Linked DNA regions of Homo sapiens: region 2 is linked to region 1. A link is a contact called in ENCODE Hi-C or POLR2A ChIA-PET data. All regions are on one chromosome and are shown on one strand. Each heading gives the region's core, a stretch centred on a gene start or an enhancer-like site at or near the end of the contact. The rest is flanking DNA. Distances are from core to core; before and after follow the strand shown.

What was found. Hi-C counts contacts between places; a loop is a spot of excess contacts on that map. ChIA-PET counts read pairs that join two places held with the same protein, here RNA polymerase II (POLR2A). Pooled maps may share reads with other maps.
Region 2: a pooled map shows a loop between it and region 1 (2.4-fold over the local background). The contact joins the promoter of SMIM26 here to the enhancer-like site in region 1. A Hi-C loop is called at or near these places in 1 of 50 pooled maps. POLR2A ChIA-PET finds 5 or more read pairs at or near these places in 2 of 52 experiments (HEK293T and activated naive CD4-positive, alpha-beta T cell).

The regions. Positions count from the first base shown.
Region 1 is chr20:17,942,157-17,944,856 of GRCh38, forward strand. It overlaps SNX5 (sorting nexin 5), which reads right to left. Exons shown (of 13, transcript NM_014426.4): 12 at 954-1,039; 13 at 1-251. The coding sequence ends at 201. Among named protein-coding and RNA genes, the nearest start is that of SNORD17, 19 kb to the right of the region's middle. Within about 2 kb of position 1,420, at least 2 of the 41 ENCODE cell types and tissues checked have a DNase peak (open chromatin) inside an H3K27ac peak, as active enhancers do.
Region 2 is chr20:18,566,122-18,568,821 of GRCh38, forward strand. SMIM26 (small integral membrane protein 26) reads left to right here and starts at 1,311. Exons shown (of 2, transcript NM_001348957.2): 1 at 1,311-1,475. The coding sequence starts at 1,358. RefSeq lists an enhancer at 999-1,098 and a silencer at 1,162-1,444.

The sequences.
Region 1 (2,700 bases), core at 170-2,669:
AATTAGTTATGTCCAAGTAGCAAGCAATAATATTTTTAAACCAACATGGTTAAATGTTAAGATTTGTAGAAATCAAAATATTTATTCACATAATTTTAAACTAAAGTTGAAGCTAATATATCTTCCGTGGTAATGATTTAAGTGCAAGTGATGCTTGGCTTTCTTTCACATTCATTTCTTTTCTTCTGAGTGAAGGCATATCAGTTATTCTTGAACAAGTCAATACAGCTCTGCAAAAGGGAGACATTGTTCTGTGGGGAAAAAAGGCAAGGCAGACCAGTGAATTATTAAAACTTGCCATATACCTGGAATGACTCAAGTACACCAACACGGCTTTTCACGGGAGGTTTAAAGTCAGCCAGAGCAAGCTGGCCCTTCTCTTCATCAAATCCCAGGTGAACTGCAACGTACCACGCATCCCCATTTCATGTTTCAGCTCCTCTCCCTCAGTGGGTAAGGCTACCAGCCAAAGAGCCGACGTTCACTCCAGCACCTCTGCCCTCACCTGCTTGCTCCTAAATGTGATCCTGCTTACTGTAACTTCTTAAGACACTATCAGTGCGTTGTTCCATGAAGGCAAGGGCCTTGGAAAGATTGAATAAAAGTTGCTAGAAATTAGGGCTGGGAGCTTTAGCTCACACCTGTAATCCCAGCACTTTGGGAGGCCAAGGCAGGTGGATCACCTGAGGTCAGGGGTTCAAGTCCAGCCTGGCCAAAATGGTGAAACCCCATCTCTATTAAAAAAAAAAAAAAAAAGTTGCTAAAAATTAGTCATGGGTGACATTATAAACAAGACTACAAATAAACAATGAGTGGCTCCCATCAACTAAGTACTACAGACGATTAATACCACAAGGCCACCCCAACTGCCTGATGACAATGGGTTAGTAAACTGGGAAATAACTTGGAAAAAACCATAAAAGATGTTGGCTTCATCTGTAGAAAACACTTACCCTGGCATGTTTTATTTCCAGTTCAGACATTTCAATTAGATTCTTTCTAAATGCTGCCACTCTCTTCCGTTTGAAATTTATCAGTTCTACAGGAAGAAAAAATGTTTATGAAACCAAGAAAAACTAAACAATTTTCATGTTCACTTTAACTACCAAATGGCATTCTTACAAATGGTCTCCAATGCTTTCAGGCACCAGCATTATTTCCTCACATTTGTATTATCTCTGTGACTGGGACACATCAGACATCTATTAACTGTGGTGATACAGCTATCACTGTCTTTAAGTGGAAAACATCACTGAATCACCAAGCATCGTGAGTGGGAGAGCAGCAGCTTATGACTTGGAGAACACGTTGATGAGCAGCCTCACTCTCACCCTCTAGGTACCAGTGACTGGGAACAGGGCTGGAGTATGGGTGGTGGTGAGCCACATACTTCACCAATGGCTTGTGAAAATGCTTCTCAAAAGAAGACATACCAGGTTCATGCAAACAACGTTCAGCAGCACTAGCCATTAGGGAAATGCAAATTAAAACCACAATGAGATTACCTCACACCTGCTAGAATGCATTTTCTCAAATAGATGAAAGATCAGTGTTAGCAACAATGCAGAGAAAAGTGAACTCTTCTACACCGTTGCTGGGAATGTAAATTAGTACAGCCACCATGGAAAATGGTATAGAGGTTCCTCAAAAAACTAAAAATAGAATTACCATATGATCCAGCAAACCCACTTCTGGGAATATAAAAGGAACTGAAATCAGTATCTCAATGGGATATCCGTACTTCCATGTTCACTGCAGCATTATTTACAATAGCCAAAATACAAAATCAATTGAGAATTATCCATCAGTGGATGAAGACAATGTAGTATAGATACATTATACTATCCGGCCTTTTAAAATAACAAAATTCTCTCATATGGGACAATGTGGATGGATCTTAGAGGACATTATGCCAAATAAAATAAACCAGGCACAGAAAGACAAACATTACATGATCTCACTTACAGGTAAAATCTTAAGTTGAACTCCTAGAAGTAGAGAACAGAATGATGGTTATCAGAGGATGAGGGTGGGGTGCTGGGGAAGGTGGGAAAGAGAATGGGTAGAAGGCTGCAGCTAAACTCAAGGAATAAATTTTGAGATCTACTGCACAACAGGGTGACTACAGTCAATAATATATATTGAAACAGCAAATTTCAAATGTATTACCACTGAAAAAAATGAAAGATGTTAATTAGCTTGATCTAATAATTTCACATTATGTACCTGCAAAGCATCACACTGTATTCCACAAATGCAATACAATGACTTGTCGATTAAAAATAAAACTTAAAACATTTTTAAATCCAAAACAGTGAAAAACTGCTACACGTATTCAAGACAGGTTTACTTGATGATCTTTAGGGCATGCTTCCTTTTCATCTACTCCTTTTTCTTTTTTTTTCTTGAGACGGAATCTTGCTCTGTTGCCCAGGCTGGAGTGCAGTGGCGGGATCTCGGCTCACTGCAAGCTCTGACTCCTGGGTTCACGCCATTCTCCTGCCTCAGCCTCCCGAGTAGCTGGGACTACAGGCGCCCGCCACCACACCCGGCTAATTTTTTGTATTTTTAGTAGAGACGGGGTTTCCCTGTGTTAGCCAGGATGGTCTCGATCTCCTGACCTCGTGATCCGCCCGCCTCAGCCTCCCAAAGTGCTGGGATTACAGGCGTGAGCCACTGCACCCAGCCCTTTTTCATTTC
Region 2 (2,700 bases), core at 61-2,560, 620 kb after region 1:
TGCCTGGTTTTTAGTTGGGCTGTATTTTTATAACTGAGTTGTAAAGCGTCCTCATATATTCTGGATCCAAGTCCTTTTGTTAGATATATGTTATTATGAATATTTTATTCTGTGGCTTGGCTTTTCATTTTCTCAACTGTGACCTTCAAAGAGCAAAAATTTTAATTTTTTTTTAAAAGCCCTATTTATCCATTTTCGCTTTATGCATATATATATAAAATGAGATGGGGTCTCACTATGTTGGCCTTGCTGGTCTGGAACTCTTGGGTTCAAGCAATCCTCCCTGCTCTACCTCCCAAAGTGCTGGGGTTACAGGCATGAGCCACCCCGCTTGGGATGCCTTTTTTATTCTAAGAATTCTGTGCTTATTCCAAGATGGCAAACATATTCTCCTGGTTTTTTTCTAGGCTTATATTAAATAGTTTTAGCTTTTACATTTAAGTCAGCGATCCATTCAGAGTTAAGTTTTTTATCTATTTCTGTAGGGCAGAACATCAGTTTTTAAAGGGTGGGCAAGGTGAAAAGAACCCTGAAGGATACCAGGGAAAATGATGTTTCTGAAGCCATGAAAGGTGCAGGTGGGGTCAGTGGTGGCAAATGCTTTCGAAACCAAGTTTGAGTGTGGCTGAAAAGTACTTAACGTTAATTTACCGGGCCTACCTTGTGCCAAGCACATCACACTTGCTCTTAAGTTGTTCAGTCTATTGAGGGCATCTTGCTTTAAAAAATGTATGCATAAGACAAAAGCTGGAGGTGGTCGGAGTCGAAGGAGATTTTTTGTTTTTGAGACATGGGCACGTTTGTATGAAGGATAAACGTCAATAATGAAGATGGGGGAGGACTTAGGGTGTCAATGAGGGGAAAGGCCACTGAGGCTGGAAAAAATAGTACCCAGAGCCTAGTGGAGGGATTAGCTTTGGCCTGGAAGTATTTAAAGTTCACCCAGAGTTCCGGAAAGAAAAATGGAGGAAAAGAAGAGTTGCGGGGAGAGACAAGCGGTATCCCTGCAAATCTGAAAACTGGAAGAGGAATTGGAAGTAACCTTTTCGGATACCGTCTGGAGCCCACGAAGGCATTACAATTTTGCAAGTGAGAAGCTTCTCCTCTAAGTTGTCATTTAGTCCTCGTCACGTGGTAAAAAGTATCGCACGCCCACAGTTCTACACCCGAAAGTCCGGACACCTGAGCGACTTTCCGGGCCAGAGGCCCCAAGGTGCATCGGGGCAGAGCCGGAAGCGGACGCTGAAAACTGGCGGCTCCTTAATGGTTCCGGCGGCAGGGACCGCAGCGACGCCCTCACCGGAAGTCCCGCCTCTGCCGTGGGCCTGCGAGAATCGAGGCACTCGCTGGCGTACCCATGTATCGAAATGAGTTCACGGCCTGGTACCGGCGGATGTCGGTGGTCTACGGGATCGGCACCTGGTCTGTGTTGGGCTCACTGCTTTACTATAGCCGGACAATGGCGAAGTCGTCAGGTAGGGCTCTTCGGCGGGGCCTGCCCCGGAACACACGGCCTTCGATGAGAGTTCCCCGGGGGTCATGGAAACAACTTCCCTGTCCTTTAAATCCCAGGTTTATTCTGCAAAACTAATTGAAACGGGTGCTAACAGCCGTTTGTTATAATGGAATCTGCAAAGAACTAGACTCCAGGAATTATTAATACCTTGTAAATATTGTTTCCTAAATCTGAATCATTTACTGGATAGGGCCGTCCCCATATTCAGAATTGGAGGAATCTGTGTAAAGTGCAAGGTGGACTTTCAGAGACTCTGGCCGGTGATTTTTAAAGAGTGATGCTTCAGTACTACTGTCCCTCATCGTATATGGCGAGCAATTTCAGTACTTTTAGCAGCCAAGGCGTATTAAAATCTTCCAGTTACTAAGCGCAAAGGGAGAAAAGTCTCTCAGCTTTGAAAAATATGCTGGAAATCTGTAGAGACATTAAGTTGATTAGTGTGGTTGCTAGGGGCTGAGGGGTTGGGGAGTTGGGGAATGACTGCCAAAGGTATGGATTCCTTTTGTGGATGAAAGTATTTTTAAATTGATTGTGGTGCTGGTTGCACAAATCTGAATATACTAAAAACATTAAATTGTATATTTTAAGTGGGTTAATCGTATATGTTAATTATATCTCAGTAAAGTTGTTGTGTAAAAACTATGCTGAAGATTACATTTGGTGATGAAGCTGTCAGTGGCCTGAAAGTACATGTGTCCAGCATTAAGCATTTAAAAACATTTTGGCCGGGTGCAGTGGCTCACGCCTGTAATCCCATAACTTTGGGAGGCCGAGGTGGGAGATTGCTTGAGCCCAGGGGTTCGGGACCAGCCTGGGCAACATGGGGAGACCCCCATCTCTACCAAAAGAAAAAGAAATTTTTATATATAATATTTTATATTTACTTTATATGTAATATATGGTAAAAATACTTTACATTTATATATAAAGTAAAAATATTTTAATGTCCATATTTATGTTTTCTTTCTTTCGTTCTTTTTTTTTTTCTTTTTGACAAGGTCTCACCCTGTCGCCCAGGCTTGAGTGCAGTGGCATGATCTCGGCTCACCACAACCTGCGTCTCCGGGCTCAAGTGATTCTCCTGCCTCAGCCTCCCGAGTAGCTGGGATTGCAGGCGCAGGCCACTGCTGCCCGGCGAATTGTTTTATTTTTTTTTTGAGACAGAGTCTAGCTCTGTCGCCCAG